5 separate regions of the Mus musculus genome follow, and regions 1, 2, 3 and 4 are each linked to region 5. The links are chromatin loops, found by intact Hi-C in ENCODE. Cell type or tissue: gastrocnemius. All regions are shown on one strand. Region 1 holds the start of Map10 (microtubule-associated protein 10). Region 2 overlaps Sipa1l2 (signal-induced proliferation-associated 1 like 2). Region 3 has its middle 40 kb from the start of Gm30713. Region 4 holds the start of Ntpcr (nucleoside-triphosphatase, cancer-related). Region 5 holds the start of Sipa1l2 (signal-induced proliferation-associated 1 like 2).

Evidence for each region. Peaks named below come from ENCODE experiments on the same cell type or tissue, not always from the same donor. Only the 100,000 strongest peaks of a DNase experiment are listed, where the experiment ranks them.
Region 1: a loop joins it to region 5, with 4 times the contacts of the local background. A loop is called at or near these places in 12 of 42 quality-filtered maps.
Region 2: it touches region 5 in a loop (2.2-fold over the local background); 8 of 42 quality-filtered maps call a loop at or near these places.
Region 3: it touches region 5 in a loop (2.9-fold over the local background); 12 of 42 quality-filtered maps call a loop at or near these places.
Region 4: it touches region 5 in a loop (2.8-fold over the local background); 20 of 42 quality-filtered maps call a loop at or near these places.

Annotation. Positions count from the first base shown.
Region 1 is chr8:125,667,702-125,672,701 of GRCm38, reverse strand. Map10 (microtubule-associated protein 10) reads right to left here and starts at 2,884. Exons shown (of 1, transcript NM_028908.3): 1 at 1-2,884. The coding sequence starts at 2,832. The coding sequence ends at 157. In gastrocnemius, a CTCF peak has its summit at 2,618; a DNase peak (open chromatin) is centred at 2,878; H3K4me3 peaks cover 1,516 bases; H3K27ac peaks cover 1,857 bases.
Region 2 is chr8:125,484,946-125,489,945 of GRCm38, reverse strand. All of the region lies in intron 3 of Sipa1l2 (signal-induced proliferation-associated 1 like 2), which reads left to right. Among named protein-coding and RNA genes, the nearest start is that of 4930566D17Rik, 35 kb to the left of the region's middle. In gastrocnemius, no CTCF peak of the experiment used is centred here; no DNase peak of the experiment used is centred here; H3K27ac peaks cover 386 bases.
Region 3 is chr8:125,343,076-125,348,075 of GRCm38, reverse strand. No RefSeq gene overlaps it. Among named protein-coding and RNA genes, the nearest start is that of Gm30713, 40 kb to the left of the region's middle. In gastrocnemius, no CTCF peak of the experiment used is centred here; DNase peaks (open chromatin) are centred at 2,293 and 4,115; H3K27ac peaks cover 502 bases.
Region 4 is chr8:125,731,744-125,736,743 of GRCm38, reverse strand. Ntpcr (nucleoside-triphosphatase, cancer-related) reads right to left here and starts at 2,541. Exons shown (of 5, transcript NM_025636.5): 1 at 2,395-2,541; 2 at 514-676. The coding sequence starts at 2,428. In gastrocnemius, no CTCF peak of the experiment used is centred here; a DNase peak (open chromatin) is centred at 2,526; H3K4me3 peaks cover 1,402 bases; H3K27ac peaks cover 1,542 bases.
Region 5 is chr8:125,567,041-125,572,040 of GRCm38, reverse strand. Sipa1l2 (signal-induced proliferation-associated 1 like 2) reads left to right here and starts at 2,178. Exons shown (of 22, transcript NM_001357372.1): 1 at 2,178-2,386. In gastrocnemius, CTCF peaks have their summits at 746 (motif pointing right) and 2,995; DNase peaks (open chromatin) are centred at 2,066, 2,987, 3,461, 4,276 and 2 more places; H3K4me3 peaks cover 3,113 bases; H3K27ac peaks cover 2,228 bases.

The DNA of each region.
Region 1 (5,000 bases), 100 kb before region 5:
AGTATAATCAGTTTGTAGGGTAAGAAACATCAATGATAAACTATTTACATTTCTTAAGAACTACCACATACATACTAAGGTTATGTGTGAGTTATTACAACTCTGCAGTAACAGCACCCAGCAGCTATAGAACTAGTTTTTTAAAATAGCATACTTTCACACTGTGTATCCTGGAAGTTTATTTATTACTAACTCGCAGATGTCTTTGCACTGTCTGGAGATGCGCAATGAACCAAGGCCATCTTCTTCTTCTTGGAAATCAGCTAAGTCACTGTCATCTATGGCCTTGAGTTCTAGCTCAGACAAATTTGATGGCTCGTAAGAACTCACTTGAGATGTCCTTGGTGACTGGCTCTTCTCAGATGACTTGTGACCAGCTCTTACTTTAAGTTTAGTGGAGCTGTCCCGTCCTTTCCTCATGACTTTTGAACTACCTGGATCTGCCTGGTTTTCCTTTTCATTTGTCCACTGTGATGAAAAGTCACTGGTAGAGAGACTGGATGCTTCCTCCAGACTATCATGAATCTTCAGTGCACGGGATCTTTTATGAGAACACACTGGTGAGCCAGCAGAAAAGGGAGGGGTGAGCACAGAACTCGAGTCACTGCTGTTTTTCCTTGTGGACAGCCTTGCCTCACTTGACTTGCTTGCCCGTGAACCCTTTTGCACATGTTCTACCCCTGTGCTGCTGTCGGGAGCCGGCAGACTTCTGCTGTTATTCTCAGTTGTGCAGAAATCTTCAGAATAACAAGGGCTGGTGAACCCATCCCGATACAGTAGTTCTGAGATGCTCTCGCATGAACTTTTTCTACTGGTTGGTCTATTTTCACTTGTATCAGCAGCACTTATGGCTTTGACTTGCCTACCATCTTTCCCCTCATCCACAGTTTTGTCAACAGTAGGTTCCTGTAGGGAAAGCCCTGGGCTTGGGACTTTGTTTTTCCAGTTTCCCCCGAAACTATTTGATCGAAGAGATCTTTCTGGGGTGACAGAGCCTGCAGGGCTCACGGGTGCTCTCAGAGCAGTGACAATGGTTCTGTTTTCACTCTGGTCAACCATTTCTTGTTTCATGGCATGGCTCTGTTTCACTTCTTTAGTTGTGCTTGACTCATCAAAGCCTGCCCTGATTTGCATTGAAGTATCACTACCTTCCTCAAAAGACCCAATGGAGTCTAAAGATTCATCCCCGGGCAGCTGTGGTGGCAACTGGCTTTGAACTGCCAAGCTTGGTAGTTTCCCATTAGAGTCTGTTGGTGTATCTGCGGGCAGCTGTGGTGACATCTGGCTTTCTGCTGCTGAGCTTGACACCTTCCCTTTCCAGGAGGGGATTCGCAACTTTGGCCCCACAGCTTGTATCTGTGACCTCCTGTACTGTTCTCTCTTTTCATGTACAACCAGCATGTTGGGGTTTGTCTGCTGTAAACGCAGTCTCAGTGTATTTGTTAAGCCATACAGCAGCCTCCCCTTTGTAACCTTTGGTGGGGGGCTGCCACCGATCTTTGGATGTTTTCCTTTAGGGTTCTTTTTAGACTGGGGATTCACCAACTTTTCATTTTCTCGCACAGAAAGCTTGTTGCTCTTTGATTCCGACGGGGATGTGGACTTGGTGGAAGGGTCTGGCCCCTTGTCTTCACCTCTGTACAACCAGGCTAAATGGGGATGCACCTGGGTGGGGCTTGCCACGGGCTGGTTGCACAGCAAGGACAGCTCAATCAATAAAGCATTCAATAGTGGCAGCTGTCTTATAGCATTGACTGGACTTTGTTCAATCTGAGGAGGACACGGAGCTTCGTTCGCTTCTCCTGGACCCTGAGTCTGAGGAAGATTTGGAAGCACAGGAGGGCTCTCCTGCACTGCAGCTCTTGTATGTTTCACTGGCCTTAAGGGAGGACTTACGAGTTTTGTTTCGGGAAAAATGTCATCTAGATCCTCAGGTTCATTTCTCTGAGGCTCAATAGTGATTTCAACCCTGGCTGAAGGAGTCTTTTCCTGAGTCAGGTGAGTGTAATACAGTGGAGGAGGGCAAAATGTGTTGGTTTCAAAGTCCAGTTCTGTGACATCCTGACTGACAGAACTGACAGTTTTCCCACTGGGAGCGGGTGAACAAGGGGCAGAAGCCATGTCCCCAGAGCTAGCCTTACTGTGTAAGACCGCTTCTTCCCAGGACTTCTGGACAACTGAGGCGTCTGAGTCCCCTGCAGACCAGCTGTTGGTATCCTTGGCACATGGCTCTGAGCCCTCCAGAAGGCGTGCATTTGAGACACACTGTAGACATCTGGCAGAGATGCCTTTGGTGCATGGCTTCGAGGTCTCCTCGGTTCTTGGCTCTGACACCTCCAGGGCTTCGGAGTCCAGGATACAAGCAGGGCTCAGAGGGCCTCGCAGCTGCGGAACCCCCGGGGAAAAGCGTCCCAGTTCGGTCAGGCGATAGAAGAGCGCCAGCTCCCCAACACGCTCGGCCTCTGGCCCGCGCAGGGCGAATACACCTCGCTGGCCCAGGGAGGGGACCAGCAGGATGTCGCAAGCTCCCACCAGGCCGGGCGCAGAAGTCGGGCCCACGGGCAGTTGCAGCAGGGCTGCGCGCAGACGCGGGCGCCGCAGGGCGGCAGGGTGCAGGCGCAGTAGGCAGGCCTTGCCGCGCCCGAAGCTGATGGCGCCGCGCTGGGGCTCCGGGCCAGGAGCGGCCGGCGGGAAGACGAGCAGCGGCGGGAAGTCCAGCAGGCGAAACGCCACAGCCGGGCTCGCGGCGCACGGCGACAGCCCGGTCTCCAGCCGCACCCAGTCCACGAGCAGCTCCAGCGAGAAGAGCCGCCCGGCCGCCGTGGTCGCCATTGCTGTTGCCCCGGGCGACGCCGCCAGCTCGCTCCGCCAACCGGAAGCGGGAGCGAGGGTCACGTGACCGGCCGCGCCCTCGCGAGACTTGACTTCCGGCCCCGAGTGCTCTTGGGAGTTCTTTTGCCTATGGGGTTTTGTCGGAGCAGCTGCGTGATGCTGAGGGAGTAGACGCGCTCAAGCAGCACTCTCTCTAAATTTTATATAAATGAATATAATTTCTATTTTATATTTCATCACCGCAGGTCCTACGTCTTTAGGGATCACGTACCGGAAGTAAATGGGCCGCCCTGCCCATTTAGGCCTCAGAGCCTGCTGACCACTGCTCAAGTCAACCTTTTTTGTGGTTGCTGTGCATCTGTCAGAGGCTGTAGCTTCTGTCACCGGCTCCTTCCTCTCTTTGTCCTCTCACACAATGACCACTAGTAGGCCATCCTGCCCTCACCGGACTTGTGGCTTCTTGAAGCCTCAGGAGGTTTGACCTCAGCTTCCATCGTGACCACCTTGCATCGCCCAGGTGTAGGGGAACTCTCAGTGTATTGGGACAGTGCACCCTAACACCCACCAGAGCCCTCACCTCCCACCCTGACATCTGACCACCCTGGTGTGTCTTCAAAAAGACTCTGTTATGTTAGTTGATGCAGAATTCCCTACGGATGGGAACCCACTAGCTTCGGGTCTTTACTATATAATATGAGGGGCCGGGGGAGAGGGATCATGTACTATCCTAAGGTATTGAAAATGATGGGTCAGGGCTGGAGGTGCAGCTCAGTGGAAGAGTGCTTGTTCACTGCATACAATCTCCAGTACCACCGCCATGAGAGCGGAAGAAGTGATTGGTTCAGTTAGTAGGCAAATGGCATTGGTACATATGTCTGGGAGGAGCGGTGAGTGAAAGTAGTGTCTGCCACTGGAGATCTGTAGTGCACAAGCTACGCACAGAGGAATTTAGCACCAGCCCATTTTACGATTTTACATCTCAGATCCAAGTTCAGAAGCTCCACAACTTCCAGGGTGTCTCGAAGATTCCCAACCCTGGTCTCTCATATAAGACGCAGATCAGGAGTCTCCCTTCCTATTTATTTGATCTAAGTCAGAGCTCACAAAGACACGTTGTGTTGGTCTCATGTTGTGGGTGATTCTGAGGCAGACACAACCCTTGTGCTTCTCTCTCTCTCTCTCTCTCTCTCTCTCTCACACACACACACACACACACACACACACACACACACACACACACGTCACTGTCTCACTGTCAGGATGGTAGCACAGTCACAAGGATAGAGTAGAAAAACACATATGCAGTCATATAGTCCTGGCTCCCTCAGTTACACCATCAAGGGAAGGAGGGAAGCAGGTGACCAACTATCAGCTGTGATGCTCCACCCTCCACAGGCACCAAAATATGCTGGGTTCTTACCAGCTTCTTGTTGGTCTTAGTCCTCTTGGTAACCTCATCAGTTAGGTTGCATAGCAACAAGTGTTCAAGCTGCAATAGATGTTAGATCTTCCTGTCTTTAGTTAAGTGTGGAAAACTAGCAGCATCCATGTCAAAAACATGGCTCAGGGAACAAAGACCATCAAACACTCAACAGCAGAGAGGCAAATTCAGGGCCTCTCTGGAGGTTTATTCTGTAGAATTCACTACAGCAGTAAACAGTTTATTCTGTAGGAAAATCAGCCTGATGTTTGTTTGTCTTTGAGACAGCAGGGTCTCCTTTGCCACCCAGGTTTGATCTTGTGATCCACCCATCACAGCCTCCAGTGCTAGGATCACAGGCATCAGCCCCCAAACCTAGCTTGGCCCAACCTGCAGAGATGGGTTATATTTACAGGTCTGTGTGCCTCCACAACCCAATTTCAGGTAATGCTGGGAATGGAACCTAGAGCTTGTAGTATGGTAGGCCATGCTCACCCACCGCGTTACATCCTCAGCCAAAGTCTTCATTATTGCATCTGTGAAGAAGTATATGAAAGTTCCTGGTATCGTTTTCTTTATGATTGTGTGTGTGTGTGTGTATGTGTGTATATGTGTGTGTGTGTGTGTGTGTGTGATGACTTGTATGTCACTGTGTACTGACATACTGTTCACGACACATGTCTGGAGGTCAGAGGATATCTTTTGCGGTCTTCTTCTACCCTGTTGAGGTGAGCTTTTCTCTTGTTGA
Region 2 (5,000 bases), 82 kb after region 5:
GAGTTGACCAGATGTGTGTGGCTCACATGAGCAGGTACAGAGTTAGGCTTCCTTCTGCCGTTGTTCGGGACATCTTTCATATAGTATAGAATAAATTATTTCCACTTTTCTCTGTCTGACCATCTGTGTGCGACACAGGCTTTGTCACCAGAATGCTCCTTTCCCTGTTCCCAGCTCTCCTGTTTGAGTTCAGTCCTTGTCACAGGAAAGCCCAGAACCTCTGACTGACACCCCCATGTCGTGCCCTCCCTTACGTAGGAACTCTGGAAAGGAAGAAGACAGCTAGTTGCTTTTGGCTTTCGAAAATGACCTCAGCAAAACATGCTTCCTCCCCAAGACTTGTTATAGCTAGAAGCTGGCACATGAAATCAAGTCTGTAAGTGGCTTAGCATCCAGGCTGAGTGCTGGAGAGTTGGGCCTTCAGGAGGAAAGGTTCTCAGGTCCTAGTGTGCAAAAGCTTAACAGCTCCCACTCAAGTGCGTCCATCTCACCTCCAGAGTGTGTATGAGAGGAGCCAAGTTTACTGCCCCTGACTGATGGCACCACTGGACTTGTTAATGGCCTTGGAGTCTGTTGCAGGAAGTGATTTCTAATCTGGCTTTTCTGTCACTTGTGTAGACCTCTCTCCAGTGACCTCTGCCCTCTCTGATTGATGATGGAGACACTGGAGAGCTTTGGAAGCAATGCTCTCAGACTATTTAGGTTGGTAAAGAAATAAGTTAATCAGCTCCCAGAAATAGCTTGTGTGTACACACCCTGGAGTGTATGGTAAGGAGATGTAGCCGTGCTGGCTGGCAGTGCAAGACTCTTGGATTCATTTCTGACTGGGGGCTAGGCCGAGGACCTAGGAAGTAGCTGGAAATCTGAGTTCTAGACTGTCCTGTGAAGCCCACAGAATAAGGAAATGCACCAAAGGCCCTGGTTTCTCACTGGGAGGAAGCCTGGGAAGCCCAGCTGAGGGGGAGTGGCCTCAGAGGAAAGCTGCCAGGCTTCAGTGTAGAGGAGACTCCTGCTTCCTCAGGGCTACTTGAGATATAATTAAGAGCAGGAGTCATTAGGGACCAGACATTGGTGGCTAGAGTCCTGAGGATTCAAGTGTAGAGACAAGCTTAACCCCAGAGCCTCAGGGGTGTGTTTCAGAGAGGATGAGGCCAACAGCTGTGAGCCCTTGCTCTCCCTCCCTCCATGCTCTCCCTCCCTCCATGCTCTCCCTCCCTCCATGCTCTCCCTCCCTCCATGCTCTCCCTCCCTCCATGCTCTCCCTCCCTCCATGCTCTCCCTCCCTCCATGCTCTCCCTCCCTCCATGCTCTCCCTCCCTCCATGCTCTCTCTCCCTCCATGCTCTCCCTCCATGCTTTCCTCCATGCTCTCCCTCTGCCCACTTAGCTTCTTCCCTGCTGCGATGTTGAAATACTCTGACAAATGCAACCTTAGGGAGAAAGAGTCTATTTTAACTCACAGATAAGTAGGATCTATCATGAATGGGAAATCTGGACAGCAGGAGCTTGAAGCAGTCAGGAAACAGAGAGGAATGAGTGAGAGCCAGTATCCAGTATGTCCACTCCATTTTACCCAGCCCAGGAGTGGTCCCACTCACAATTAAGATGGCTCTTCCTATGTCAGTTACTGTAATGAAGACTGTCCCCACAGGTGTGCCCACAGGTCAGTCTTTCAGCTTGTCAGGTTGACAGTGCTTGCTTCAAGCTCCCCTCCCCTCGCTCCTTCCCTGCCTCACTTTTTCTTCCGTCTTTCAGTTTCCCCTTTCCTTTCTCCTTCCCCATCTCCTTCCTATATAAAATGGCATCTGACAGGACACATTTGACTTTCTTCAGCGGTGGAGGCAACTTGGAAGAAGCAGGGGGCAAGAGAGTGGCATGAGGCTCCCTCGTGGTGGCAGTGGCACTGCCCAAACTAAGCTGCTCCAGGGGAGCCTCATATTATCTGGGTTCACGTCTTCATCATCTCCCACAAGCCCCCACCCAGCTCCCTTCTCTCCAGTGCTTGCCTTCCTCTGCAGCACTGAGAATGAAGGATGCTGCAGTCAGAGAGTTTCACACTGGGTTGGAGCTGGAGGTGTTTGTGCAACGCTTGCCTCCCATGCGCAAGATCCTAAGTTCAGCAGCCAGTCTAATAAACAGAAATCCTGCACTATCCACCCCACCTCAACACCACGTTCCTATTTAGTGTCTGGGAACTCAGGAACTACCCCTTTGCCAAGGCTGAAGTGCCCGTCTGTGGAAGTCCGTGCTTAATAACCCAGGGCTGTGAAAGGGCCAGATGGAGAACATTAGTGATTCCTAGCCCACCCAATGCTGTCTTCAAGATGAGCTAAGGATTCAGGGACACCCTGCAAAGGACTTAGAGTAGTGCCTGTCTCACCACATGGGTGTTGTGCATTTCGTGTGTGTGTGTGTGTGTGTGTGTGTGTGTGTGTGTGTGTGTGGTCTTCTCTCCTGAAAGAGGCCATTACCTCTGCCACACCCAGACACAGAATTAAAGGCAGCACTTTGTTTTGATGGTTAAGAGATGAGGAGAGAAGCAGAAGTATGGGTGTATGTCTGGTGAAGCTGCCACCTGGCTCCACACACACTCACCCCCCCCGTGTCACTGATGCTAGCCTGGGGGCTAGGGGAGGGGCGTGTCTTATGAATTCCCTGAACTCTCTGCTGAGTCAGCCATGACTTTCCTTTGAGTTTCATGTCCCTGCCTTTTCTTCCCATTTTATAGAGTCGGTGACTAAAAGGGAGTAGGGCACTGTTAAATTCACGAGGGTGAGCAGAGTGCCATCTAGCAAAAGTACTATTCTAAGACACATGTTCCTCTCTGAGAGGACATTGTTCATGGACTTGGCTTAGCCTCTCTCCGTGGCCCTCATCACTGTTGCAAACAGGTCCATTGAGTCCAGGAACTCGTAATAAGAGGAACTACCCAGATGACCTGGGACTCTGGCACCAAGGGACAATGCCAGGCACTTGCTCTCCTGTGCAGGCAATGAGGCCGTAGAGAGTCAGTGTAAGAACCTGCAAAGGCCTGTTCATACCAGACCCCAGCAGGTCTTAGGTCAGCATGGAGAAACAGGAAGGAGGGTGCTGCTTATCTGTGAGGCTTGCTTGATAGCCAAAGTGGAGACCTCAGGCGTATTCTGCTCTGGTACAGTAAGATGGATCTTGCGCCCGCCAGACTGACCAGCAGTAACGCTGCAACAGGATCCTTCTGCACACGTTTATTGGGAGAGCTTGATTGCAGAGGCGAAGAGACCCGGAGCCCAGAACTGGTGCTGCTTATATAGGCCTAGGAGAGGCGTGTCTCACACCCGGATTGGTTATGCATTACGCCTCATTTGCATGTTCCTCATCTGATTGGCTACTCTCTCTCTCTGTACCTCACAGAGCCTCATTATCATGCCCGGGCCAGGCAGTGTCTTTGCAAAAAACTTTACTGCATATGTACACATTGGTTGTTTGTCCAAACTTATGCGTGGTGGCCAGCAGTAGTCAGTGCCACTCTGCAATGGCACATGTGGCTTCCCACAGATGGAAGTGAAGGTTACCATCATGGTAGGTCCCACAGGTTCTGGAATCCTAATAAAGCCCACTGTGCATCTATCTGCTCAGCTCCAAGCTCCATTCGCTCGCCCATCTCAGAATGTACAGAAGCTGGACAGCTGAGCTTCCCCAGCAGCCTCTCCTCTTCCTCTTCTTCTTCCTCTTCCTCCTACTCTTCTTCTTCCTCTTCCTCCTCTTGAGACCACTCAGCTGAGAACTGCAGCAAGTAGAAGAGGCGGCAATGGCTCCCTCCATCCCTTGTATGCCATCACATGTATGCCCATGCATTTGGAGACCTGAGGTTGGCCCTGGGAGTCCTTCTGGACCCTTTACCCTTCTTTTAGAGACAGGGTATCCCGGCTGAAACCAATGCTCACTGGTGCCACTGGTCTGGCTTGCCAGGTCACTGTAGGAACCTCCTGCCTCTGCCTTCCTTCCAGTCAGGGATTAGGCGACATTTGGGTGGGGTTTAGGAATGCAGTCTTATGCACATTGTCTGTGGGGAGGGGTGTGATGAACATCTTATCCAGAGCCATCTTCCCAGCCCATAGCTTGGTTTTCACTTCTCGTGTGAGGGCATCCCCCAGAGCTGTTCATTGGAAGTGCTGCTGCCAGGCTGTCTGCCATCTTACAGCAGGTCACATAATCTCTCACCTTTGACCCCTTCTAAAACATGGGCCTTCATTGGTTTTGTATGAAGCAAGTGTAATATTTTTAAACATTTCATTATTTCACTTCAATGCTGTGGGTTTTCCAAGCTTAATAGTGGTTTGGTTAAGGTCGGATCAGAATCACATGACACCAATACCTCAGTCTCCCTGCATGGGGAATGGGCTCTCATAATGCAGGAGTATGGGTTTCTCAAGGCTGAGTGTGACTTCACAGTGGCCTGAGGCAGGATCTTCACTTGCCCATTTGCTGGGCTTTTATTGTCTTTTGTCCACAGCTCCTAAAGCCTGGTGTAGCCAGCGATCTGAAATACAGGCACACAGTTGACTAGAGGGAAAGGTGATCAGCTGGGCCACTTCACCCCAGTCAGTAGCATGCGAAAACAGAGTGGCCAGCTAGTTCTTGAAAGGCAGAGGACCTGTAAGCTGCTTTTTAGGATACAGGAGTCACAGGCTTCAGAGGCCTGGAGGACGTGGGTCCTGGAGCTTGTGACTGCTACGATCTTGCTGTGGGTTTTACCACTGGACCAACTGCCTGGTTGCCCTCGTCCATCTCTGCAGCCCCCGGACTCATTGGTGACTTACCAATTAATCAGTCTTCCTCTTAAGATATTGCAGAGTCTAGAAACAGCCTTGGGCTGGGGTCCCAGGCACCCCAGACCTTTGTCTTCCTTTCCCCCTTCTTGATGGGGCAGCCAGGGTACAACACCAAGATCCTGTGACTCATTCCCACACTGCAGTCTTGTTAACCTCTTTTTCTTATCCTGTGCTATTGTATTCGTGTGAT
Region 3 (5,000 bases), 220 kb after region 5:
AAGTACCAAAAGCAGGACAGAAAGAAGACAGGATTCAAGAAAGATCTCTGAGCAAATTTAGTTTTATTATTATTATCATTATTATTATTTTTTTAAAGCTAGCCATGCCTGGTGGTGTGTGACTTTAATCCCAGCACTTGGGAGGCAAAGGAAGACAGATTGTTATGAGGCCAGCCTGGTCTACACAGCAAGTTCTAGACTAGGCCACCGAGGGGCCACACAGTGAAGAAAACCCAGGAGCAGATTTCATTTGCACTCAGCTCAGATCCCTTGGACTCCTCCCTCCCACAAGCCCCTGCTTTCCCATCAGCTGTGCCTTAGTGTCCCTTAGCTGTGCCCTCTGGTGTCTCCTGGGAAAGCCATCAGGGACAACTAAGGTTCCTAAGGCACGGGACTAGCATGGACAGCACCAAGGAGACACGGTGCAGATCAAAGCTCATCTCCACCAGTGTGTTAGGGCCTGGAGTCTGCAAGTCTCGCCACAGCCTGCCAAGGCAGCACAGCCTGCTACAGATCTGGGTCTGGCGACACCTCGACCTCTCCAGGTTCTTAGCAAAGTGTGTTCTGGCTCCAAGAGTCTAACTTGGTGTGTGGGGAAGGCCTGCTCCTAGGTACTGGAAATGCCACTGGCTTTGACCTGCAGCACGGAGCTGCAACGAAGGTTCTGTGGCTCTGCTCACTAAGCTGGAGTCCCTGTGACAGCAACACTTTACAGTACAGGCTGGACACACTCAATTGTCATCTTCAAATGCACCTGGCTGCTCTCCCCAGGCCCAGCATGTAGATGGGAGGCTAGGCTCACACCCTCTTCCCCTGATTTGGCCTTCTCAGGAGATCGGCTTGCTGATCAAAGATTGCAGAGGGGGCCCAGGTCACTGAGGGGCCGGTCAGGTAGGTAGGATTCTGACTGGAGAATCTCCCACCTCAGCTATGCAGCAGACTTGTGTGTCTCTTTATCTTTAATTTTGGAGATAAACAAAACGGAAGCGGAGCTCGAAAAAAAAATGCATGAGGCATTTGCTTGAGCAAATAACAAATCCAATTTAAACATTGCCCCTGTGACTCTTTCTATTTGATACAGTTGGATCTGACCGTAGGGATCAATTCTACCTGAGAGGGGTTGGGACGCCTGGTCTCAGAGCCAAATAGAGTTCTTAGAGATTTACGAGAGAGAGTGCATTAGTAGTGTGAGATATTTGGGGTAGACAAGATACATGGGTTACTTGGGAGGGCGGATGGGGAAAGGGGGCAGGGGGAGCCACCATCTATAAAAGAAACTCTGCGTTATCTTCTAGGGTGAGTTTTCTTCCCTTCTCTCTACTCCTTTTCATGCCAGCCCTGGACTTGGCTCACATGAGATTTCCACTGTGAGTTTCCAAAACGTTACTTTTCCACGTGAGCCGTGCCCCTTAACATGTCAATCCCTGGCCATCCACAAGGCCATTTTTCCTTCCCAGGCTTGGATTCTTTAAGCTCCAGACATCATTAGCTCTTTCTTCAGTTTCTAAACATCTGCTCGGTGGTCTCCCTGTGGACATTTGCTAAGTAACGTGGTTTATTTGGGGTGCCCGAATGTGTGGGAAATCTTTTCATCCAGCCACCAAATGACATTTTTAATCTCATCTTCTTTTAACTTTAAAGAACCAAGATGATTTCCTTATCTTCTACATGATTTGTCATTTGAGCGGGAGCCAAGGACCTGCAGGAACAGAATCTAGGCCCTTTCCCTGAAAGCTCTTATCAGGCAAAGTTTACAGCCAGAGAGCAGATAGAGAGCAAATGACGGTGGCCACTGCCCCTTGTCAGGCTTCTCCAAATGATATTATCCAGCCAATCTTTCCCCAAAGCTCCCAGGGGATGCGATTTCTCATTAACTGTAGGTGACGTGTCAACGTCCTGAGTGCTTTCCCTTTTTGCTCCCCAGGAGCCTCAGCTCCTATGCATTTTCATTCTAGGCACTCATCAAGTTTTTCCTTTTCTGTGATCAGGAAAAAGGAATCTTTAAAAGTAACTTAAGAATTACTGTGTGTGGAGGTGTGTCGATCGGCGTGTAGGTATGCCTATGAATGTCCAGGTACTCACAGAGGCCACTAGAGTCCAGTCCCTTAGAACCGGAGTCACAGCCCGTTAGGAGCCTTCTCACGTGAGTGTTGGGAGCTGCATTGCTTTGCAGAACTGAGCAATTGCCTTTATCAGATTGGTCTACGGGCCTGTCTTGGGGAATTGTCTTGATTGATAATTGGTGTAGGCGGGACCAGCCTACTTTCAACCATCCCTTGGCAGGTAGTCCTGGGTTGAATAAGCAAGCTAGCAGAGTGCCAGAGTGAGCAAGCCAGAGCCAGAGAGCGAGCCAGCAATCAGGTTCCCTACGGTTTCTGTTTCAGGATTCTGATTAAGTTCCGTCCTTGATTTCCCTCAGTGATAGATTGTGACATAAGAGTATAAGCCAAATAAATACACACGCACATGTGTGTGCACACACGTGAGATTGTATACAAAGGGGCTCTAGCAGGCCCAAACATGGCAAATATGGCTCTGGCAGACCTTGATCTTCTCCCCCATTCCCTCTGCCTTGCTAAAACCCAGTTAGATTCCTAAAGCTAGCCACCAAGGTCTATTCCTTTATTTGGCAACTTCCTCCTCCTGAGGCTGACCATCAAGGACCAGCAATCAAAGTATTGAAGTCCAGCAATCAAAAGCCCACTTTGGCTCACCTAATTAACATGCTCAATTAAAGTTAAACACTTCATCCTAACGCGGGGCTTTCCTCTTTCCCTTTATAAACCACCATTTGCCTATGGGCCACATCTCTCTCCTCTCTATCCAGAGGCAATTCTCTGTGTCCCACCCACTCCAGTACAAATACCCCTCCCCCCTCTTGTGAATGAATGTTTGTCTACTTGTGTGTCTGTGTACCATTGGCATGCTTGATGCCTGTGGAGGCCAGAAGAAGCTGTCAGATCCCCTGGAACTAGTGTTATGGGTGGTTGTGAGCTACCATGTAGTTCTGGGGACTGAACCCTGGTCCTCTGTAAGAACAATCAGTGCTCCGAACTGCTAAGCTCCCCACACCCCTCACCCATGCTCAAACTGTTTTATGACAGCAGCAGAGAGAAAACTAGAACAGGGTGCCGGAGAAAGTGGCGAGATAAATGCTCGTCTTCTCAGCCGTCTCCTCAGCCTGCCTCCGAGTGTCCTGCGGTTTCAGGGCAGAAGAGGGAACTCTCTTAATTATTTATTATAATTTTCCTATGGTTTACTACCTTACATATTTTATGCCTGACAAATATGCGGCCTGAAAAATCTTCCCCACAAATCAAAGATGACTTGATGGTTTTGTGGAGTTAAAGTTTTTAATCCCGAGGGAGCACATGAGCATGTGGGGTATTTCTGGGGGTTTGCCTTGTGGATGTTGCAGTGGGGTGATCATCTATGTGCGGGCACTGGCCTGAAGTCTGGGATCCCAGGGGAGGAGGGCAAAGACATCTCAGGTATTTAGAAGCAGCAGTGAACCCAGGGGAGTGACCTTCTCGGCTATCAGACACATCTCCAGGTCCCAAGACAGAAACCTAAGCCTTTTCCACAGCTCAGAGGCCCAGAGTGCTCAGCACCTCTCTGATCTTTTATCCCTCTCTCCTGCCCGATTACTGGAGGCTGAGGAGAGGACAGTGGCTGGCTCTGATGTGGAGCTCAGAGCAGCCCACGGAATATCCCTGACAGGCGCAGTGTGGCTGCCAGACAACCAGGCTTGCTAGCTTTATAGAGACTCTCTTGCCTGAACCCTCTTTCAGAATACTTCATCTAAGTTGCCACAGGATGTGACCAATGCCTCAGGATGCCACCCACAGATGTTTGAAGGGTCCCTGGGGGGCAATAGAGACCTCTCATCCCTTCCTCTGCTAGCTCGGTGACGAAAGAGCCGGGTGAGTGAGTCAGACGTGGGCAGAGATTGTCACACATAGATCAGTGTGTTTACATCCTAGAGCAATTGGAAGAAAAAAATAACTTGTTGTATCTCTCCACAAGTTGATGACTCATCCATTCCTTGCGACGTGTTTTAGCTAAGAAGTAATAACTCTTCATTAGGAGGCTGCCCAAGGGTGCTGAGTTGCCATGGCAACGGCCCTTCACACAGACAGACGTTCATGATCTCCCTAGGTATCTCTTCATCTGACATCATTCCAGGACATTCAGTATTTGGACCGGAACATAGAAGTATGGCAGACATTTGTTTACAAGGATGGGCATGTCTGTGGCGGTGCCTGAGTACCCGAGAAGGGCAATTTGTCAATTTATATGGGGTAGAGATATATTTAGTCCTTGGTTATGGAAACTAGGAAGGCTGGGAGCATGGGGTTGACGTCTTCTCTGCTCATGATGAAGCAAAGGGTGTCACATGGTGAGACACGGCAAGCTGGTCAGAGGAAGTGAAGGTGCTAAGGAAGCCAGTCCTGAACAACCTGTCACTTGGTTAATGCTAGAGTAAAGGAGAGTGTTCAGTATCTCCTCCTTTCGGTAGTGCTTCCCTGGGGACCAGGTTTCTAAGGCTTGGACTTTGTGGAATATATAGCAGGGTGCATATAAGTGTAATAGATGTATGTGTGTATAATATATGCGTATATATATTACATGTATAATACATATCATATAATACATGTATTAAATAATATATTGCATGCATATATGAATATATTACACATGTGATACATATTGTATAACACATGTGCATTATAATAATACATATCATATATATGTATGTGTGTACATATGCAATATAATGACACTATATAATTATAATATAGATGCTTTCTCTAGGCTGGACAGGACCCTTGCCATCTTGAAGTAGAATAGCTGTGATCCTCATGAGATCTGGTCTGTTAATGTTCCTGCATGGAGGAATGGGAAGAATTCACCAGGCAAAGGAAGCACAAGGCCTCCCAAATACCCCCACGAGTTCCCTCCTCTCCCAAAGATGTCAGTCACTATTAAGTATGAAATAA
Region 4 (5,000 bases), 160 kb before region 5:
ACAAGAGCTGAGCCCAATGTGGCAGGTCTCCTGTCATCGTTCTAACTAGTCAGGAGGCTGAAGCAAGTGAAGGCAAGAGAACAAAAAGCTTAGGGGCCATTGGGCAACTTAGACTTTCTCAAAATAAAAAGTAAGCAAGGGGTTGCTGGGCATGGTGGTGCACACATCTTAGTACTAGGAAGCAAAGGCGGGTGGATCTCTGTGAGTTCCATACATAGCAAGACCTTGTATCAAAACTAAGGTTAAAATTAAACAGAGAGCTGGGGGTATAGCTTAGTGATTGAGGCTTGCCCATGACACTTCCAGGGCTGGCCACCATGGAACTCCAGGTACTGGGAGACTCCTTGTCTCAGGGAAGAGAGCCACAGAGCAGGACATCAGATGTCCCCGTTTGGCCTCTGCACAGACCCATGGACCACATGCACTCATACAGAGAAGAAATGTTCCCAAGAAGTACAGAGGCCAGGCTAGAGACACCCCACCCCCACCCCTGCAGAAACAAAACACCAGTACCCAACTCTGGACAGAGGCCCCTGGGCACCAGACAGGGTGACGACATCGAATCCTATCCTCTTCCCTTCCTGCCTGACTTCTTGTGTGTAAAATCCATCCACGGGCAGCCCGGAGGACTGCAGGACCTCGATGGCTTTCTGGATCAAGGTTGTTTTGCCAACCCCTGAAAGAGACAAAGGAAGAAGAGGGGTCAAGAAGTTTTACCTTGTCAAGCCCATCTGGCCTGCAAAAAAGCAATAGCTGCAAACAGGACGGGCTGCAAATGTCACTGCCTGCCAGATTGCTCCAGGTGTGAGGGATTTTCCACCCCAGCAGAGGCAGGCGGCGGCATGAAGTTTACTTACTTCTAATGCAGTCCCAGGACATATCTGGGACCTCCTTCACTCCTAGATTTACCCTCTGTTCTGGTTTAAATCTAAAGCATCCCTCCAGCCACTCTTGTGTCTGATCAGGCAGATGGTACTGTGTGGGGAGGTCGTTAAGCCTTTATAGGGCATGAAGCCTGGCTGTGAAGGTGGGTCAGTGGTGGTGGGCCAGAGGGTTGCAGCATAATCCTTATGGATTTTAAGCAAAAGTATGTATGTGCCAACAGCAGATGTTTGTGGCCTAGAACAATAAGGAACAAAGGTCCCACACTTAGCTCCTGAGGGTGGAGTTCCCTGGGGCTACCCCCGCTTTTTGTCTTTTATTATTTACATCCCAAACACTGCACACATACACACACCCCACCACCAACAAAAAGCCTGTCACTTTAACATTTCACTTTAGCTCTCATACCAAGCAGGCAGCACTTTTATTATAAGGGGAGGGGAGTATATTTATGGGCCAGCAAGACGGCTCAATGGGGCAACAAGAACCAACTCCTCAAAGTTGTCCTCTGACCTCCACACCTGCGCACACACTCACATACGTAAATAAATGCAACTTTCAAACTCCATATATCCGTATTTCCAAACAGACAACACACAGCAGCCCAAGAGCTCTTGACCCAGAGGCTATCTCCTCACAGGGATTGTTATGTTAAAAACAGCTGAGCAAGCCAGACAGTGGTGGCCCATGCCTTTAATCCCAGCACTTGGTAGGCAGAGGCAGGTGGATTTCTGAGTTGGGGCCAGCCTGGTCTACAGAGTGAGTTCCAAGACAGCCAGGGCTACACAGAGAAACCCTGTCTCAAAAACCAAACCAAAAAAAAAAAAAACCAGCTGAGCAAAGCCCCCTCTGAGATGACTTACAGATGCTGGTCAATATTTAGGAAGAGGCTGAGAGGCAGTGGTGCTGACAAAGGGTGCTTTCTTTTTAAAAGTCTCGCTAACTTGCTGGAGAGGGGCTTAGAAAGCCAAACCCTTTGGGATGTTAGTGAGACACACTGGAGTGGGGCCTGTAGCGCAAGGGGCGAAGCATTACTAACTCTTGAGACAGGAGGCAGGGGTGTAGAGGTGCAAATCCGGGACTGACAGTACTCCCAGGTTCTCCTCGGGGAGGAGGGGAAAGCCTGTGAGTCCGGTGTTCACTAAACCTCTTATGAACATAGGTATTGATGATGGCTCCGGGTGAACCCTACAGCAGGAAGCTGGGGACCCAACTGCACCCTGATTTCAAATGCAGGGCATGCTGTGCAAGGCCGGCGCGCCTCCAACTGCGGCCCCCTGCTCCTCCCCAAAGCCTCTGCCTGTTCAACTGACTCTAAAGTCTACAGAGTACACCTGGGCCTCAGTGGCGCGAGACCCGGGTGACAACCGGTCCTTGGGGACATGTAACCGGTGCTCCCCAGTCCTCCTGGCCTTCCCTCTCGCCGGGTTGCGATACACCAAGCCAGGCCGGAGACCGGACAGAGGTCCAGGCGCTCTACCTCCCCGCCAAGTCCCGCAGGCTCTGGGTCACCTGGAGGCCCGGTGAGGAACACGTGCCGCGACATGTGCGTGGGGGTCTGGGTGCGGGGTGGTCCAGAGCGGGGCGGTCGGGGGTCAGAATGGGCGGCCAGGCTCCACCCCTTACGCTGAAGGCCACGCCCCTGTCGGCAGGGAAAGCACCGCCCCGCCCCGTGGTCGCGCATGCGTTTCCAACGCTCCCCCCCCCCCCTTCCCGACACACAAGGCGCACGCGCATTCTTCCCTACTCCTGGTGCTATGTGGCAGTGGCTGGCTGTAAGGTCTGGGAACAGTCCTATGTGCCAGACTCACGTGAGGTGTCTGCACGGATGCATTCGTGGAAATTCCAGATACTTGGCCGTTGCTACTTAAGTATCTGAGTTCTGTCCCTGAGACCCTCACCTCAGGCTGCAAGTGAGCTCCTATGTAGCAATAGAAACCCTCCTTGAAGGAGCAGCCGTTGGTGGGATTTGAACTCCGTGTACAATGTTCACTTGGCTGCGGAGCAGTCAGCTGGAGAACAGCTAACCTCAATTTATCCTGGCCTCCACCTCCCGAGATGAATATCTGAGACAAGGTAGTAAGAGTCTAAAGATCTGATTAAGCTTTTTTATTGCAACCTGGAAGTAGAAGGAGCTTCCAGTGACCTGACCTGAGCGGCAGAAACGGCAGAAAGAGTTGTGGAAAGCAGAAACAAGAGCAAAAGCGAGGCTTCTCTCCGCAGAGTTCTCCCCTTCCATTGCTGAAAAAGAACTTCCTCACTGACTTCATTCAGCTGACTGGGACGCCCATGCTCGGGGGAAACTAGCCCAAAACAGTTTTTTCAAAGCCAGTTTGATGGTCATCTTAGTGATAGTGCCTTGATTCCATTTTGGCCCGATCTGGACTGCTAGGGGCTCACACAGCAGCTTGGCCCAAAGCGATGGCCTCCTTTAGACTGGAGTAACTGGCATTGGTCCGGAGAACTTGAACCTGTTTGCAGGAGGTTTTCAAGCTTGCCCACGTTGCAGACCTCTGATGCAGGCGGACTTCCTATCCCCAGCCATGCACCGAATCCCTCATCTCTGCTCCATACCTCCACACTTGTCTATCAACCCACAACTGCCTTACCCAGAGAAAGTGGATCCTTACCTCAGTTAGCCTCGAGACTCATTCCACCAGCAAATGAAGTGGCAGTGGCTTTTGCCCGCGATGTACCTGTAGACCCTTCTAGTCGAGCATGCGTGCAGTTGGGCTTGTGCTCAGTCACCCTCCATTCTGGATGAGAAAGCCATTTCCAGGAATCCTTACCTTTAATTGGTTTGCGAATGTAATATACATACACACATTCACACACACACACACACACACACACACACACACACACACACACATTTTTGGACTCCTTTCAGCAGGCAATATATGCCAGTTTAACAGCTCAGTTTCCTGCTGTTTAAATCACCTAAAAAGATTGGCAAGCCACACCTGCCACTGTCATCTCAGTGTTGTTTATAGCCCTGTGTTACTCTAATGGAGTATTATTACTTCTTATCCCAATGGGTAACTTGCCTTCCGCATCTTGCACCTGCATGGACTCAGAGAATGGCTGATGTAAGCAAAGCAAACCCATGGGAGAACCTTACACAGAGAGACAACATGTATAGAATCCTAAGTGCTTCTTGTATCCAGAATATTCATTTTAAATATTAACCCTCTAGAATTTTCCATCGCTGGCAAGGGGACTGGAATTGTAAGGCGTTCTGGGAGTTGGGTTGTTTTCGGTAGCTCAGAGACAGAATCGACATAGAGAATCAATACCGGAGGAAACAAAGAAAATGTCTACATCGATCTGCTTGGCCTTGGGCACTCTCCCTCTTCCTCTCCTTCTCTCTTTTTAAGACAGGATCTTTTCTGTAGCCCAGGTTAGCTCAAGCTTCTCCTGCCTCAGCTTCCTCAGTGTTGGGATTACAGTCATTCGCCCCCAAAACAAGTTAGATGGAAATCCTTCATCCATTAAAAGAAAAAAAATGAGATGACAGTAGTATGTTCACTATATGATAATTCATTGAATGAGTGCTCACTTGGTACAATTTCCACGAAATAACAACATAGTTTCAATGATTTATATGTAGTAAATTAGCATCAAAGGGTCACAGCAAGTGAGTACAATACTGATTTCAAATTTGGTTATCTTGACTCGTGTGTGTGTGTGTGTGTGTGTGTGTGTGTGTTCATGCATATATGTAATTGTGTGTACAAAAGCCACAGGACAGCCTCTGGTGTCCCTAGGGAACCATCTACCTTGTTTTTGAGACAGTCTCTCGCTGGCCTGGAGCTTGCCAAGTAGGGAATCTTCCTGTGTCTGCTTCCCCAGGCTTGGGATTATAAGTGCACAACACTGCATCTGACTTTCTAATATGGATTCTGGGGGATTGAACCTCAATCCTTGTGTGTGCAAGACTTTGTCATTCCATCTAATCAGGGTGCTATGGGGTGGACATGTACCATCCCCAAAGGATGTATGAACACCCCACCACACACAATCTGTGAAGGTGCCAAGACATGCGACCAAGGAAAGTGATCAGTTTGGGAGAGTGGAGCCCTCATGAATGCAACCAGGAAGTCTCTAAAGCCTGATAG
Region 5 (5,000 bases):
AGGTCAAATCTTGGGGCTTGTTAAGGAAACCAAACTGGCTTTACTAAGCTAAAAGGTAAACAGATGCAAGCAGCAGGCAGATTGGCTGGTACCTCTTTGAACGATCTCTCTCTCTCAAGATTTATTTATTTAATGTATGAGTGTTCTATCTGCATGTACACCATCATGCCAGAGAGGGTATTAGATCCTATTACAGATGGTTGTGAGTCACCATGTGGTTGCTGGGAATTGAACTCAGGACCTTTGGAAGAGCAGCCAGTGCACTTAAGGCTGAGCCATCTCTCCAGCCCCTCTTTGAACTCTTAAGACTGATGTAGGGGGCTGGAGAGATAGTTCCGTGGTTAAGAGCACAGACTGCTCTTCCGAAAGTCCTGAGTTCAAGTCCCAGCAACCACATGGTGACTCACAACCATCTGTAACAGGATCTGGTGTCCTCTTTTGGTGTGTCTGAAGATAGCTACAGTGTACTTACATATAATAATAAATAAATCTTTAAAAAAAGACTGATGTAGGAATTACTTCATCAGAAGTTAAAAAAAAAAGTTTAGAATTGGAGAGCGAGAGTTCCTAGATTCTGTTTTCTTAAGAATTCCCAGGGTAATGAGGCCTTTGAAGGGCAGAGAGGGAGGCTCGCAGGACAGTAACAGGAGATGACGAACCTATGGTAGCTCACTCTAGCTTTCATTTGCTTGAGAGATTGCTTGAAGTCATGTATGTCCACAGCATGGCTGCAATGACCAGAGAAGCCAGAAGAGGGCCTCTGATCCTCTGAACCTGGAGTTACAGATGGTTGTAAGTTGCCACTGAGAGCCTGGTACAGAAGCCAGGTCCTTGGCAAAAGCAGAGAACGCCCTTAACTTCTGAGGAATCTGACTCACGCTGGCTTTTAGACAAGCTCCGTTGAATGCCTCATGGCTGGTATTTTTCTTGGAAACCCCAGCAATCTCCGTACCTTCGCCAAAAGAGGCATTTTATATTTGTTTCTGTAAGATACCTGAGCCCGCAGCCACGCCCTGCCTTCCTCTCTGGCGCTGTATTCCACAGTCTCTGCCCCGGTTTAATCTGCCCCCTCCCCCACCTCACCCCCAAGCACAGAGCAGGGTCTGGTAAAAAGTTTCCCAGAAAGCACTGCAGCACAGGACTTTTCTCAGACTTCATGTTTGTGGAATGCATACACAACTTCTGCAAACGGTAGGTATAGGGAGACCATCCAGAAAGACCTCAAAACCTGGAAATCTCAGGAGCATAATGTCATATACAGGTTGCTGGCATGTTTTACAAGGCCCATTCCTACGCATTACACCTGTATTTAAAATGATATATAAGAGATTGGACAATGTGCACGCAGAGAAATGCAGCTTGGGTGGGGACCCACTGTTTAAACTTCACCAGGATGTGTGCTCGTAGTAGGAAGCACTGCGACAGGGAAGGAGAGATAACATTATTAACATTATCTCTTCCAGGGAGGAGTTCAAAGTCCCAAACAAACCATTTCAGGACTCTGGGGACGTAAGGTGGAGCCAGCTCTGCCACCTGCTCCGGCCTTATTTACTCCTCCTGCCCGTGCATCTCAAAATAGAGCCCAACGCCGCTCTTCTGCAGCCGGCCGCAGGTGAGGCTCCCGGCGGTTGGGGGTAAAGGGGGTAGACAGGGCCGGAACACCGAGAGCAGGCGTGGGCCCGCTCGTGCATCGCTCCTGGCTCAGGTTCCCCGGCCCGCGCGACTACAGCTTGCACTTTTGCGTCAAGTCCGTCCCTCGGGCTTCGCCAGGCCGTGGTGACTCTCAAGGGTCCGGACATGGTGCGAGCATGTACGAATGAGAGTCCACACCCGGAGAGCACCGGTCGTTCCGAGGGCACCCGGGCTCGCGAGCACTCCGAAGCCGGCCGCCTGTCCCCGTAAGCCGAGGCCTCGCGCTCGCCGCGACCTGGAGAATCGCTCTCCGAGGACGCTCGCGCTCGCGCGCGCCCGACCGCGAGGGGCGAGTCTGGCCAGGAGGCGCGCCAATGGGCGTGGGCGGAGCGCTCGGGGCGGGGCCTGTCCGGTTGGCCAATGGGCGTGGGCGGAGCTTTAGGGGCGGGGACCGTCCGGCCACCGGCCAATGAGAGGGGGCGGCGCGCTCGGGGTGGGGTCTTTCGGGGCACCGGCCAATAGGCGGGGGCGGAGCGCGTGGGGGCGGTGCCGGGGCGGGCGGCGGCGGCGGGAGCCGGCTGCAGACGGAGCCGGGCGGCCGAGGACGCAGCGCGGCGCCTGGCGACAGCTCGAGCCGCGGGCGCAACGGCCGCGCGGGGAGCGCGCCCATGGGTAGCGCGGGACGGCGGCGGGCGGCGAGGCCCTGGCTTCTGCGCGCCGGCCCTGGCGGGGTCCAGAGGACCGCGGCTCCGAGGTGCGTGCCGGGGGGTGCGGGGTGCAGGGCGCAGGGACCGGACCTGCCCGGCTGCGCGCAACTTGCGGGCCGCTCCCCCGGGACTCCCGCTCCTTTGTACGCGCGGGCTCGCGTCTCCGCGGGTGAGGACCGCGGTCGGGAAGCGACCGGCAGCGCCGGCACATTCATTTGAGCCTGGTCGCAGAATCCCGAGAATCAATTTCGGCTCGTCTCCCGGAGAGCGAAAGCCGAGGACAACTTGGCGTCACCCCTTGGGGAGACGTTTGTCGTCATTAACCATCTTCGGCTACATTAATTCAGTCCGGGCCAACGTCAGCACGGGCGAACGGACAGCAAGTGCGTCCTCACGAATTGGGGCTGGGCGATACCTGATTTTGGTCAAAACAGGTCTTAGGCGCTTCGGGTTCTGCTTGGAGTTGCCTCGGTCTGCGCAAGGATGGCTTTGAGAAAGAAGGCCAAACAGCGAGGGGGAAAGGCAGAATGCAGAACACCCCAAAACCCAAGTCATCCGCAGAAAACGGGGCGTCTTGGTTATTCTCATTGGTTTTCCCCAGTAACTTCAAAATAGTCCCAGAAATGTTCCTTTTGTCTGCGGTTTCACTTCTAAACTTTAACACTAGATGGCTTTCTTATGACAGGCATTTTAGTCCGCTGCCCGCTTGAGTTTCCTGCGTCTGCAGTCTAGGCTGGGATTTATTTATTTATTTAACGTCTTACAAATTGGAATGAAAGGAAGAAACTATCCCAAACTGCTGCTTTATTTGAAACATAGTACTCCCCTGTAAGGCTTAAACTGGTTATTATATTTCTTTTTTCAAATATGGAAAGTGGGCTTTGATCTCTAGCGACCAGAGGTGACTACGAATGAGCGAGCTGCTTGTTACTGGGCTCTGCATCGCGGAGGTCTTGATGTCTTTGGAGAATGTGGAGTTCTTGGGTGGGTTTGGTGATAAGAGCTGCATAGATTTCGACATGCTGTTTATGGCTAGCTGGAGCGGTTTCCGGAACAGGCAGCAATGGGATCTATTGCAGGGGGTGGAGGGTGGTTGGGAGGGGGGAAGAATAGTCTATCTTCAGTTTTGGGCGCGTGTGAGGCTGTTCATGCCTAAGGGTTGACCGGCAGCATTTGAGGAAGATCTGTAGCTGAGTGCGTCTGCCTGAGTCATACTGAGGGTTGTGTCACGGACCTCTGCGTTTCCTTCTCCCCTGGTGAGATCTGGCTTGTCTCTTCCCAGCACGGCTTTTTAATGACTAGTACAGTCTAGTCATTAAACTAGTGCCTCTAGTTAACCGATCAGTGGCCACAGCAGATTCTTACATTCTGGGTTAAGTACTTTTTTTTTTCAGGGGGTCGGATTTGGGAATTAAACCTATAGGCTTGGGTATGATAGACAAGCACCCTACCACAAAGCTACATTCCCAGCCTCATTTATTGTTATTTCAAAACAGTGAGCCATTTACTATTATTTTGAAAGAGGCTCACTAAGCTGCCTAGGCTGACCTCACGCTATAGCTCAAACAGACTTTGAACTTGTGGTCCCCTGCCTCATGATTGGCTTGGATGACAGGTGTGCTCTGCTCCACCCCAATTCATTTTCCTTACTTTTGTTCTACAAGTAAAACATCACAGGTAGCCCAAGTCTTGCCCTGGTGGTAGGCAGGCTTATTAGCTGAAGAAATTGAAATTTGGCTTTATAGTTATTTCTTGTGGTTTGGCTGGCTTAAATTATAACGTTAAATTTGTATGTTCTAAATTAAAGTGTATTCATAAATAGCTAAAGGGGGGGGACCCCAACTGGGTAAATGTCTGGGGAACATAGCAAACAGGAAGGGCTTCCCTCAGTACCCACGTGCTACCTATAGATGGGGTGAGGTGAACTTGCATAAGAAGCCCTGTAGACATTTCCTCCGGAGGATGGAGAGAGCACAACACAGCATCCAGTTAGGAGGTGGAGGTGGAGCTTCTGCCTGGGAGTGCGGCTGAGAATTGCACTGTCTGGCTTAAGTGTATAGTTTTTAGAGCATGATTTTGTTATTGTAAAATATTAGGCTCTCGCCAAGAGCGTTTGCTTTAGCGCTGTAACTTCTAGCTTCGTTAGTGGGATCATCATCTTGGTCAAAGCTATGGAGTATACATTTGGAAGGTGCAACCCCTCTCCCCGTATGATAATGCATGGGCTCTTTGATACCTGAGCTTAGTCACTTTTCCAGAGTTTGGGGAATCCTCTTCACCTGAGATAAAAGGGACAGTTGGTTGGATACACTTGAAGATCTATTTCTGAAACAGGTGTTAGTACAAATCATTATTATCTGGTAATTGAAGCTGGCTTGACAAGGCCGTGCACAGGCCTCCCAACTGTGCTTCTGTTTACATGGACCTGCTTCTCACCCTTGGCTCCACCAGTACTTGTTAACCCCAGCTTTAGAGAACCTTGGCTTGTCTTTAAACTTCTGACCTCAATGTGGAGGTAGTTTTAGATATGTGTCTTTACAAAGACACCGTGAGTCCTAAGAGAACATGGACTGACCATACTTGTTTACTTAAGTAAAATATGAAGTCAAGCCTTGTAGACTACAAAAACCCGAGGTCTAGATTCTCTTCCTGAACCTACAC